2 separate regions of the Mus musculus genome follow, and region 2 is linked to region 1. A link is a loop called in an ENCODE intact Hi-C map of the cell type or tissue named here. Cell type or tissue: left cerebral cortex. All regions are shown on one strand. Links, peaks and the distances in the headings refer to the core of each region. The heading gives the core; the rest is flanking DNA.

The links. Peaks named below come from ENCODE experiments on the same cell type or tissue, not always from the same donor. Only the 100,000 strongest peaks of a DNase experiment are listed, where the experiment ranks them.
Region 2: a loop joins it to region 1, with 2.4 times the contacts of the local background. A loop is called at or near these places in 5 of 42 quality-filtered maps.

Annotation. Positions count from the first base shown.
Region 1 is chrX:103,352,325-103,360,877 of GRCm38, reverse strand. Chic1 (cysteine-rich hydrophobic domain 1) reads right to left here and starts at 4,402. Exons shown (of 6, transcript NM_009767.2): 1 at 3,989-4,402. The coding sequence starts at 4,293. In left cerebral cortex, for the core only: no CTCF peak of the experiment used is centred there; DNase peaks (open chromatin) are centred at 3,747 and 4,430; H3K4me3 peaks cover 2,240 bases; H3K27ac peaks cover 896 bases.
Region 2 is chrX:103,285,651-103,290,484 of GRCm38, reverse strand. It overlaps the pseudogene Gm19200. Among named protein-coding and RNA genes, the nearest start is that of 4930519F16Rik, 31 kb to the right of the region's middle. In left cerebral cortex, for the core only: no CTCF peak of the experiment used is centred there; DNase peaks (open chromatin) are centred at 1,441, 1,649 and 2,316.

The sequences.
Region 1 (8,553 bases), core at 2,556-6,555:
AATCATTTTTTGATGCTTCACTTTGGGAAACATGAGAAGAAAAGGGAGGTAACAAGAGATACACACTCAACTGAAACGGAGAATAAAGAACAAAAAGGCACATGAGAGTGAAGTAGTCCAGGTAAAAGCCTCAGTAGTGTCTGGTACAGAGATACACATTTGGAAACACTGGATTACTAGATCACAAGAAGCAAGAAGAGACCATTTAAGATGTGTAGACAGTAAAAGTAGAGGACTAAGCACAAAATCCTGAAGATCACTGGTATTTAAGAAGCAAGAAAGGAAGAAGACTGTGAATGAAAAATATACACCGGGCAAGCACTCTATTATAAAACTATACATACTACCAATGTCTGATCATAGTGATCTCGATTGAGGCCAGATTCTTCACAGTTAAGGTGGCAGAACCCAGCCGAGAGGAAGTATCTATGGCATATGTATGTACTTTAAAGAAATTTGGTGAAGAGAGATTAGAGGGCAGGTAAAAGGGATGTGGGTATCAGAAGGTTTTTGTCATAGAAGGATTGAATAAAATTACAGGACAATCTAGACTAGATTCTAAGGAGAATCAAAGTAAAGCACTATTGGAGCCAGGGGCTAACACGGAACAAAGACCTTGGGTGGAGGCTAGAAGAGAAGGGTATGAAAAGCAGAAGAGATGAGTTTTAGGTAAGGAACTCCTTGAATTGCAATGTTGGGAAAACTCAGATCTAATAAAGAGCCAATGCAGATTTGTAGCTGTACAGGACACGATTAAATGGAATTTTAAGAAAATTAGTTTGGCACAAGCATACACAATGAAGCGGGGAGAGGCAGCAGGCTGTGCCTATAATTCAAGAAGGGGATGGCAACTCAAGCAAGAGTATTGCCAAATAGGAATAGAGAAAATGAAAAATCTTAACAAATTTCCAAATATATGATGATACAATTCTGGGAAAACTGGATATAGGGCAATTCAAGGAGAAGAATCAAAATGACTCAAAGATTTCAGATATTACCCTGGGAGAGTAGAATTTTGGTGTTACCACTATAAATGTGGCAACTAGAAATACAACCCATTTGGGGGGAAAAATGTTAGCCGGGTGTGGTGGCGCACACCTTTGATCCCAGCACTCGGGAGGCAGAGGCAGGTGGATTTCTGAGTTTGAGGCCAGCCTGGTCTACAAAGTGAGTTCCAGAACAGCCAGGGCTATACAGAGAAACCCTGTCTCAAAAACAAAACAAAACAAAACAAAACAAAACAAAACAAAATGTTGAGTGTAAGATACACTGAGTTACAATCAGGTTAAACATACTATCTTAAATATTTATCTCCTAGTCATGGTAAAAAGCTACAAAATACTTCCGTCTTTTTTAAAAATCCAGTTGATGGCAACACCTCAATTTTTAAACTTTGAATAGAAGCAAATCTTCTATAGATGAAGACTGAACAGAGGATAGAAAAAGGCCAGTATACAGGAGAAGAAGAAATAGTTCACTCACATTGGTACAGGGCCAGGGTTGTAGCTCAGAGATACAGCATTTGCCTGGATGCACAATGCTGTAGTTTGAGTTTCATCACCACAAAACCAAAGAAAACCAATATAACATATAGTTTAGGGTAATCAACACATGCCTATGCCAGAAAAAAAATGAAACAAAAATTGGTATTTTAGATGTATTAGTTTAAGATTATTTGTTAAGGATTTTGCTTCATTTGACAGATGGGATGTTCTGTTATTATAGTTCATGTTTCTGATACCAAACAAACATTTTACTAACAACAGGGTCTCACTCTGTAGCCCATGCCGGCCTGGAACTCATGTGTTCCAGTTTGGCCTTGAACTCATGACACTCTCCCTGTTTTAATCTACCAAATGATGGTATCACAGGCTTCACCATGTCTGGCTTCTAAACATTTAATCTTCTTCTTAAAAATGTTAGATATTTAGCATTAAATGTTCTTCCTAAATGAGAAAATGTGTACAATAAAGCTAAACAATTTTCATGTTTAGTAATTTAAGACTGGCTTACACTTTTCAGAGTTTTCTTCAAATAATTAACACTAAGATGCTATTAGTGCCATTCCTTTACACCTAACTCCAGAATTTTAAAACTGTGTGTGTGTGTGTGTGTGTGTGTGTGTGTGTGTGTGGTGATAGCAGAAAATTATACCTATAAGAGGCTAGCCACAGCAAACCTCAGAGCTCTGTTTTAAATGAGAACAAGGAAATTGGTTGTGTGGAAAATAGAATGGAGCCACAAAGAAGTTTTAGAGAACTTAAATTATGCTTCCTTGCTATGTAATCATTGCTTGAATTGTAGAAAATAATGGGGGGAGTTGGAAGATAAAATTATGGGTCAGGATAGAAAATACCTTTTCTTTGTCTAGTCATGGAAAATTATCTGCATAAAAAGTCTGGAAAACGAGACAGCAAGTGTGGTGGGCATGATAGTATTTTAGAATTTCATGGAATGAAAAACAAAACAAAACAAAACAAAAAAGAAGCCTGGATACCAGAATCATAATTAGTTTGAATAATGGTCTCCCTAGTGACAAAAGAAATGGAAGGAAAATGGTGCAGGAAGTTGGCACCTGAACATTACAGGTTATCTGCAAAAATCTTGGACTAAGAAAAAAAACTGTCTTCAAATTACCTAATAAAAAATAAGGCCCAAAAGTCACCTCCAAAGCCTTCCACAATTGACAAACATTTGGTAATACATACATTCAATGATTTAAAAGGTGTATTACAGTCAAAATAGTTAACATGTTAAAAATTAAGAGATAGCGTACACACTGGATGATTTCGTACTAGCACTCAATTGAGTCAAAGGGACTATGTGAGCCATGATAAAAATTAAAGAGAGTGTGACTTGATAGGAAGGCGCAAATATAGTTTGAAAATGCAGTAAAAGACACCACAGTCAAGAGCATGAACACGACACCATATTCAAACTCTCAAGTATGTGCAATCCAAGCAATAAAAATGAGGAAGCACTCTTCAAAGCCCAGTGATCAATTTTTTTCTTACTGTGCAACAAAGATGATAAGAAGTCCTTGCACACTTTATTTCCTTAAATATGACATAGGATTCAATGTAAAAGAAGTCATCTGGGTTGAGTTTTAAAGAAATTAAACTCAATTCATTAAGGGCTAATTTCTATATACTTAATATACTTAATATTTGTATATTTAATGTCTGGACATACACGATTCCCTGTAGACATCTTAAATTATTTCAGAGCCAAAGGGGGTTAGAAACCACGCACTCAGAACCCTTCATTTTGGAGATGAGGAACCCAAGGCCTGGAAGTAAGAATCAACTGACCAAGGTCACAGTGCCAGTAAGAAGGGAAACTGAGATTTAGCAACCAAGATCTCTCACTCTGTATCCATTGCTCTTTCTACTTTGCATAGGTTCCTATTAACCTGAAACTCTAAGGATATGATATTAAAGGAACGTCAGAGTAGTGCGTTCAACAGAGAAAGGATGACGATATTCATTCATTAGGTAGGAAGAATGGATGGACAAATATGTGGGTGGATGAATACTTATATTATTCACAAAATGCATCACATTTTTGTTTTGTTTTGTTTTTGAAGAACCCAAACCTAGATCATGTCACCTGCCACAGCAGTCGCCGTTTTCCACTAGCCATCAATCTTGGCAGCAGAGAAGTCTAGTACATCCTGCAGTTTAGAGACTATTCACTTGCCAGCGCACGAACGAGCAGATCGCCCCTACTTCAGTCTCTCTGGCTCCCTACCCTGCAACTCCATGTCCTATGCTCACTCTTTCCTCAGGGTCGATGCAGCGTTATCTCCCACCCCCTTCTTTTACACGATACCTATTCAACCTGCGGTTTTGCCATTTTGACCAGGTGCCCTTTGCTAAGAGTACGCTTTAGTCAGCCCTCCCCCCACTCCGCAGGCCCCTCAATGCCCTTCTCATTCGGTTTGTCGTCAAATCTCAGCCTCTGCAAGCCCCCGACCCCAATCGCTTACACAGTGATGTGGCCGGCGCCGCGCACCAACACAGGGTCTGGGGCATATCTCCGCAGATGCTCCTCGCTCACTACCCGAGGCGGGGGCGGCACCTCCTCCTCCTCTTCTTCCTCGTCCTCCTCCTCTTCATCCTCCTCTTCTTCCTCCTCCTCATCTTCCTCGTCCTCATCGGGCCCAGATACCGACGACGACGACGACGACGACGGAGACGACGATGGAGACGACGACGATGTTGCTGCCTCTTCTTCTTCCTCCAATTCCGAGATGGTGTCGAACTCCGCCATGTTGGGCAGCAGGATGCTCATCACGTGACCGCACGATAGCCGCCACTCTCCCGGAGAAGAGTTTGAACCTGCGGAGCTGCTGGGAGAGGAGGGGGAACAGACTGAAGAGAAAGAGGAGGGGGCGGGGAAAGCGCTTGAGGAGACGCGCCTGCGTGTTGGGTAGATGGCGCGGGGGTTGGAGGCGGGGGCATGAGGGACCAGGGAGTAAATTCGGTGTACGCTTGCGCGCCTCCAAGGGGAGGGGGCCGGTAGAGGTGAACTCCAGGGAATTCTCGAGGTCCGGTCTGCGGGTGCTGATCTTCATACTGCGTTTCGGACGTCAGTCTCTTGTACACAGGGGACGTTCTCGTTTTAGTGTCTGTTAATTAATGCGGGATATATTTGCCTTTATGCAGACAGTTGAGGTAAAGCAAATTCTATAAAAGAGAGTTTAGGACATTGCCCAAAATATCTCAAGGTACGCATATGTCATTCCCTTACGCAGAGATTGTTCAATTCTGAGAAAAGGGTAAACATTTTTCAAAGGAGGAAACTTTCTATTAATTTCTTACGTTGAATGGTACTTTGCGGACTTGCTAAGCATCATAGACTGTGCTAAGTGCTCTGTGTACTTATCTCATTTAATCTCCCCACAACCCTATGAGGGGTGTACCACATTGAGTCTCATATCACACAAGGGCAATCTATATACAAAGAGAATAAATAATTTGTCCAAAGACATGGAACTAATAAATGACAATGAGCTTTTAAATCCAGAGTCTCGTCTGACTCCCAAAGCTCTGTTCTTTTAGCCAAACAGCCATGGTGCCTAAAGTTGATTGGAAAGAATGGGCGAAGTGGTGCATTTTGGTTGGTTCTTATAAATAAGGATACACAGGTTTGCAATGGGTGTTCTGAAGCCGGCATAGTGGCACATACCTCTAAGCCCAGCATTTGGGAGGCAGAAGCAGGAGAATCTTTTGAGCCTAGCTTACAGAGCTCATTCTAGGACAGCTAGGGTTACAAAGAGAAAAAGAGAAACCCTTCTGGGAAGGGAGGGAGGGAGGGAGAGAGGGAGGGAGAAAGAGAGAGAGAGAGAGAGAGAGAGAGAGAAGGGAGAGAGAGAGAGAGAGAGAGAGAGACTGGGGTTGGAGAAGAGGAGCTGTAGAGTGTGCAGCAGAGGGTATGCCAGTTTAGAGACACATTAATTAACGTCACCCATTCTATAGATTCCAAGCTGTATTCTTTCAAATACCATAGCTCATGTAATTCAAACACTCTTGTGAGGTAGGCATCTTTATATGTCTTTTATAGATGAAGAACTGATGGGCTGGAGAGATGGCTCATCAGAAGCACTGGCTTTTCCAGAGGGGCCTGGTTCAATTCCCAGCACCCACATGCCTGCTCACAAGTGTCTGTAACTCCAGTTTCTCCAGGGATCTGACACCCTTACATAGGCATACCTGTAGGCAAAACACTGATGTACATGAAGTTAAAAAAATCATTAAAAAAGAGGAAGAGTTGAATATCAGAAAATTTAAACAATTCATTCAGGTCGGTAGTGACTTGCTCTCTTTTTTTTCCCATTCAAACATTCTACCTCATCTTTACATTGCTAAAATACATAGATTACCTATTTTGAGTTACTAGGTAATGCACCAACTGGTTCATATCTGTCAGTGGCACCGAATTTTGCAATTAAGACTATAAAGTTGTGCAGCTCCTCTGTAATAGAATAAATATTGAGGTCCTCTATACTAATACCAGCTTTTCTTCTCCTTCAGATGTAGTAGAGCATCCATTCTGACAGAACTGGGGGTTTAGAATGAGCCTGGTATCAGCAGAATAGTGGTAATAAGCAAAATATTTGGGCATATGAGGAGGGGAGTAATCTGTTATAAGAGAGATTGTTCAAAATATCAAGGAATTGGCGTTATTAATATTAAATGTTTCCACTATATTCAATAGCTTGGCTATTTTGGAATTGAAAAGTAAGCTGTAACATTTTCTATAAGGAATAAATGTAGCATTTTGTTGCATAAAGAGCTTTTCTTTAGCTAGAGATTAGGATAAAAGAAAGAATCTTAAAATATTCCATAATAATTGTTGGCTTTCCTGGTGCTTTGAAACATATATCAACAGCAAGATTGAATGACCTTAGACCCAAGGAGGAAAATATTTCCCAAATATCTTATGTATAAAGAAAGAGTTTAGTATATCAATATTTAGAGGGAATAGTAGTATTTGGCTAATTACTGCCTTTTTTTTTTACTGCTTAATTACTAGCTTCTGTTTTTATCACTCAAAATTAGTCTAGGAAGGAATTTTTGACAGAAAGGGAAAGGAGTAAGATATGGATTTTGTGATGAATGCAAAAAGTCATTGGAACTATTGTAAAAGTAGGAGATAGTGGCTAAGGGAGACCGAAAGGAAGACGGAAAAGAAGGGTAGGGCAAATGCTACTATATGCTGCAAAGTAGAGAGTCCCGAAATGTAGTTCAGTTGGTAGAGTGCTTGCTTATCATGTAGGAAATCCCTAGTTCTAATCTCCAGCACAGCATAAACTGGGAATGGTGGTGCACATTTGTAATCCCAGAAGCAGGGAGGAGGAGGCAGGAAGATCAGAAGTTCAAGTTGATCCTTGGCTATATAGTAAGCAGGTCAGTCTAGGACACTGAGACACTATCTCAAACAAAGTAAAACAAACTAAATAATTTGGAAAGAGGCCGCTGACATTTAGTCAGAAGTCAAAAGGACAAAGTAGTTTAGAGGCGTGTTACACTTGGCCAAGTGTGCAAGCACAGTCAGATCAGCTCATCTGTTTCCCTGCATGTACACTGTGCTGAAGAAGCATATGTGGTTACAAAGGCAATCAGTTGCACTGAACGACAGGAGGAGTCTTAGATTGGGAAAGCACAGGAAAACACGTTTTGTGTATCCACTGTCAGTGACTACATGAAGCATGATGATTTTTAAATGATAAGTTAGCTTTCAGGATAGTAAATTGGGGAATGGATAGGGAGGAAAGCAGGTGGAAAAAGGTTTTGTTTGCCTAACGTGCTAAGAAGGTCATGAGGGTCATTCTCTCGGCTAATAGATGGCTGACTGAGGCACAAAGTCTCAGGTTTAATGGTCTGAGAGGGTTTTAAAAGATAGTGTTGTTTGTTAAAGTATGCATGTTAGTGATATTAGTCAATTTACAGAATGGTGCAGTCATCATCAGAAACTAATTTTAGAATATTTCCATTGCCTCGTTTTTCAATAGCCCCTGCCCCAATTCTCATCCCCGATCCTATGCAACAATTAGTCTGTGTTATGAGTTAGTATTTCTTTAGCAGGGCTTTTCAAATAAACTATATTATAAAATACATTGCTTCTGACACCTTTTGCTTAGTGTGTCCTCTAGGTTCTTCATATTGTGTCATTTATTAGAGCTTCATTCCTTTTAATGGATAAATAGTATTTTATTGTTGCAGTAGATCATATTTTTCTTATCCACTCACCTGGTAATGACATTTGGATTCCTTTCATCATTTATATATTATGTAAATACTGTTGTGGACATTCATATGTCTCTGTAAAACATGATTTAATTGTTTTCTTGAATAGATGTGTATAAGTGGAATTCTGGGCCATCTGCTTAAGACTGTGTTGAACTTTGGGGTTGGAGAGATGGCTCAGAGGTTAAGAGCACATACTGCTCTTGCGTAAGATCTGAATTTGGTTCCCAACACCCATTATTTGGGCAGTACACAGCCTGTAACCTCAACTTCAGCAAATTACATGCCTCTAGCCTCTGCGGGCACCTGTACACATCTGAACACACACAATTAATGATAAAGTAAAAGGATTTGTTTTTACAAAGATTGTGTTAAACATAATAAAGCTGTTGAAGGATTTTTTCCATACTGGCTCTATCAGTTGACATTCTCATGAAGTATTCTCTGGTTATTTATTTATTTTTTTGATCATAGCTTCTCTGTCTTTTAAATGATTTATTATAACAAGTCAATTGCCACCACCATTTATAAATATGAACGAGGTGTTTATTAACAATTTTGTTTACTGTTCCTTCTTTGTTACTGATAGTGTAAGAGATTTGTCTTTCCTATTTAGTCTTTGCTCCATCTTCTCTTCTCTTCTCTTCTCTTCTCTTCTCTTCTCTTCTCTTCTCTTCTCTCTCTCTCTCTCTCTCTCTCTCCCTCCCCCCCTCTCTCTCTGTTTTACCATGCTGGGAATGGAAACCAGGGCCCTGCACACCCTGGGAGAAGTGCAAACCCTAGGAGAAGTGCATACACTGGG
Region 2 (4,834 bases), core at 516-4,515, 68 kb after region 1:
AATATGAAAGATAGATCGAACCAAACAAAATCAAGATGTAGCAGGCCAAATATTGAATCCTAAGTGTATTCACCTAAGTGTATTCAAATATTGACACCTGGCCCATGCTGAAGTAAGGGTTGGGCAGTTCGACTACAGCCTTGCTAGGTGTAGTTCACATGAGCCTCTTCTCCAGGCAGTTTCCCGTGCTTCCTTTAGATAGCTGCCCCTGTTGCTGACATCTCTTTCCTTCCGGGGTCTCTCATGATGCTTTGGCTTTACTTTCACATCTCCACATACCACCTTCTCAATGGGCTGCTTATTACAGTACCTTGAACCCTGCTGCACACTCACTGACCTTAAAGGGAGAATCACCAGCCTTTCATTGTTAAATATTATACTTGTTGTGGGCTCATTTTATGTGGTCTTGTATTGAGTTACATTTCTTGTTTGCTTGATTTGTTGAGTTGTGTTTTTTCTCTTGAAAGGACAATGAATCCTGTCCAGAGAGCTTTTTTTTTTTTTGCATTATTTTAGATTATTTTAGATCATCAAATAGTTCTGTGCTCATCAGCTTCTTTTCTTACTTTTCTCTCTTTTTAAAAAGAGTTATTTATTTATTGTATTACATTTGTACACTGCAGCTGTCTTCAGACACACCAGAAGAAGGCATCAGATCCCATTACAGATGGCTGTGAGCCACCATGTGGTTGCTGGGATTTGAACTCAGGACCTCTGGAAGAGCAGTCAGTGCTCTTAGCCACTGAGCCATCTCTCCAGCCCCATTTTCTTACTTTTCTCAATGCAGCCAGAAGAAAGCTAATCTCACTATAATCATTATTTTTTGGAAAGATATTTTAAGAGATCATTATATAGGCATCCAGATCTTGCCTTTTATTAATATTTGACTAAAGAGTATGTTGTATATCTCTATTGCATCACCATGGAATGGATGCTTTTTTGCCCTTTTTAGCACTGAAATTAGTAATTTCCAGGAAAAAACAAAACCCTGAACCAACTCAGAAATCAGCACCAAAATCGGTAGCAGTGTTTTGAAGCTGGCATTGCATGTCACAGGGGCAAAATTCTCTTCAGGGAAACCTCAATTTTTCCTTTAAGGCCTCATCATAAACACACGCGCACACACACGAAACACTTAAGTCCTGAAATCTACAGAACAATGCTTAAATAAATCTAATTGACGCAAATAAGTAAACAGAGAAGTGACATGTATCCGCGCATTGAAAGACCACGTGTCAATACTAGCTAGCTTTCTGGCCTCCGTGCCTTGTGACACGCAGTGGCAGCGCTTTAGGTCTGCTGAGCGCCACCCCCACCCCCCGTCCCCCACCCCCCATGGGCGTCGAGGTGAGGTTGTCAGGGCAACCAATGCGGAGCGCCACTGAGTGCTGCAGCCAAGCTGTAATGTTGCAGTGCTCTCAGCCTTCAAACAGTACCTCAGGTCCAGCCCTGCAGATCAACCAATGTCGCGTTCTCACTGAAAATCTAGCAACAATGATGTACGATTGTAGCTGGAGTGTTGTCCCCCTTCTAACAACAGTGTACTTTGAAATGTGGCAAGAAGCATTTGGCTGAAACATTTGAGGTCCACATCTGCTTGCGAAATTCTCAATAGGGGCTGGTGTCTGTGAAGTACCCGCTATGCTCCTGCAGATTAGTCACCATCAACAACCTAATTTTGCGTCAGGAAAATGAGGCGTTCTGTCTTTCCGAAGACGCTTCCTTGTGGCTTTCTGCGATTGTCAGTGTGAAGTTCTCCACTCCAATCTTATTATCAGTCTCGGAGGCTCTCATCCTTGTTTGCTTTAGTCTACCAAGCTGTGGCCTACAGGTGCCAGCTGTGGAATGCCCTGGCTTGCACTTCCTCTTTCTAGAAGCTTAAAAGGCACAATCCTCTGTGAGAGCCCAGCACCTTGAGGGTCTCCTGTCACGAAACCTTGACAACATGACAGTGAATGATGGTGGGGGAATTCTTAGAGTTATTTCAGCTGGCAAGTCTACAGTACTTCATGAATTCATGGAAAGAATTGCAGTTGGTTTCATCTGCATTAATTACTCAGGAAGGCTGTGCTTTGTTATGGGAACCTCCGTTTTTGATTTTAGAGACTTGCAGAAAATACAGGCAGATGATTTGGAGGAAAATGGGGCCCTCTCTTGGGGTTCTTAGTTTCCTTAACAAAAGCATTTAAGATGGACTCAAATGGAAGCTCGAGGACAGTTTTATTGGAGTTAAAAAAAAATCCATGTCAGGCAAGCCGTAACCGGTAGCAGCTGCCCAGAGGAGAAGGCAGGAGAGAAGGGAAAAGCCACGTGATTGAGGTTGTTATGGAGCTTAGTCAGACACACGTTGAGGAGAGGAGCTTTAGAGAAAGAGCGAGGAGGCCCAAAACGTCAGAAAAAAAAAGTACTGAGGATCTGGCCAGCATCTGAAGGAGACAGGAAAGAAAGAAAAAGCAGAAGTTGTATATCTGAAGGTCGCCAGACTCAGTGGAACGTCATGGTGGCCCATAGGGGTTGCTCTGAGGGAAGGAGCTGGGAATTCTGGGAAAGAGAAATACAGTAGTTCATTAACGAAAAAAATTCTTTAGCCTATTTCTTTAGCATGCCTTAAGGTAAGTCCAAGTTCCTAGGAATGGGCCTTAGCTGGGTGATTTACCTAGCACAACTGGGATTTTATGTCTCTACCCAGGCCAGAGAGTCTATTCTTTCAACCAGAGTAAGTTTTCTCTTAATGGGAGTTTACAGCTATTCTAACAGTCTGTCTGTAGGCAATATGCCTTAGTGAAGGAGAGAGGCCTTTGTCTTTGGGAATGTTGGCACTGAAATGCTCCTGCAAAATTACTGAGCCTCTGTAGAGGGACTGTGGAAACCACCAGCTTTGGTTTGTTGCTGGAAACAGATGAGGTCTGTCACATACACTTAGAAGTTGTAATCAATAGAATTCCTCAAAGAGTGGGCTCTATTTGTGGTGGGAAAATTGCATGTTGAATTGGGCAGTGAACTGAACTGGAAGGTGACAGGAACTGGAGTATTCCAGACTGGTTTACTTTGTCTTTGTAGGAGGGCCAGAGCAGATTTCCAGGGTCTTTGTTTGCTGGCGGGCAGACAACTCGGAGAGATTAAAGGGCAATCAAGATGAAGTCTGTAAGCACAGGCATTTGGATGGGAGTCTTTTGGTCCTAAAAGACACCAGGATAGTCCCATGGCTATGTGAAAAGACTCCAGGAGGCTTTGAGACCGTATCATTCCCTCAGTACTTGCCAGAGACCCTGAGCAATCGCTGAACTGAAAGAACTGTGTGGCAATTCTTATCAGTGTGGAGAAAGATAACAGTGATTCTAAGCAGAATTGTTTAAAGATCAGGAAAAGCTTGATAGCAATCTCTGTGTAAATCCAAAACAAACAAACTCCACCCCTCCCCAAGATTTGGCAGTGGAGTAAATGGACTTTCAAGAGAGTTCTCTGCTGACAATTTCAGCTGTAGCTTGTGTGGCTTTTCTTGATGTTTGCACAAATTCTCCTTCTTAAAAACAACTGATCTGTAGTAGAAACAGGTTTTCTTTGTATATTAAAAGATAGTTTAAAAATCGCAAATTGTTTCATAACAGGAAAACTGTTTCTACGTCCTGATCCATTGTTGGTAATTGGCAATTCATCAGTATCAGTTTTCTTAAAACTGGAAGTCCTTCAAAAATCCAGCCTAGTAACTCATTGAGGGTCATTACAAGAAGACTTACTTGCTTTTATTTGATGTGTTTGCTTTTTATGCTGCATGTGTGCCTGGTGCCCAAGGAGGCCAGAAGAAGGCATTGGTTAGCCTGGGACTAAAAGTACAGGCAGCTGGGGCTGCCATGTGGGTGCTGGGAGACAAAGGCCAGCATGCTGCAGGAGCAACAAGAGCTCCTAACCACTGAGCCATCCCTCCAGTCTGTTTCCTTTGATTCTTACCTGGCTTGCCAAATTGCTCTTCATCCTTACGTATGATAGTTACAGAACCAAAAAAAAATTTTCATACAACGCTGTATGGTCACTTACATGAATGTTTGCCACTTTGGCCAAAGTTTGGGGTTTCTGGAACTAATGTCAAACTTTGTAGCTATTTGGAATGATGTGGCACTCGGTCACGAAAAAGAACCAGCATAGCCCTCATTTTGGGACCATGGCTCCAAAGACATTAATTTAAGTAGGAGACTGATATCTATGACTTTTTCTCATCTTCTTTCTTTTATTTAGTAAAGCCTGACTGACTGTAAGGTTATAGTTTTAGCATTCCTATTAAACACTAATTGCCGTGAGAATTAACAGAAGTAAACACTTTATCAGGATTTTACTGCCTTGAGGAAGGATATTTCTACATCATTGACACTTGGAAAAAATTAATTCTGCTTTCCTCCTCTGTTTACATAATATAATAATTTAAATCACAGCTGATATTCTTCTGTAGAAGATATGCTCTTATACGTGTGTGTGTGTGTGTGTGTGTGTGTGTGTGTGTGTGTGTGTGTGTAAAATGATGGAGCTATAACTGGAGGGACAGCATGTGATTAAATTTTTAAGTACTCTAGAATTATATACTGCACCAGAGAAGAGAGAAAATAGTGTATATGTTACACATTGTAAAGGACTTGTCTAAGTTTAATGAAAAATTCTCAGAATTGTGTTAAGTTTTTGAAATACCAGTGTCAGAGAATTCCATTACTAACTAGCCCATAAAAATAAGCAGATATTAACTATATGCAGATTTTTATTTGACTGTCTAGCTTATACTTTCGATTTAATCTTTACATAATGAAACACAATGATGAGGTATAAGAACAAACACATAAAGGGAGCT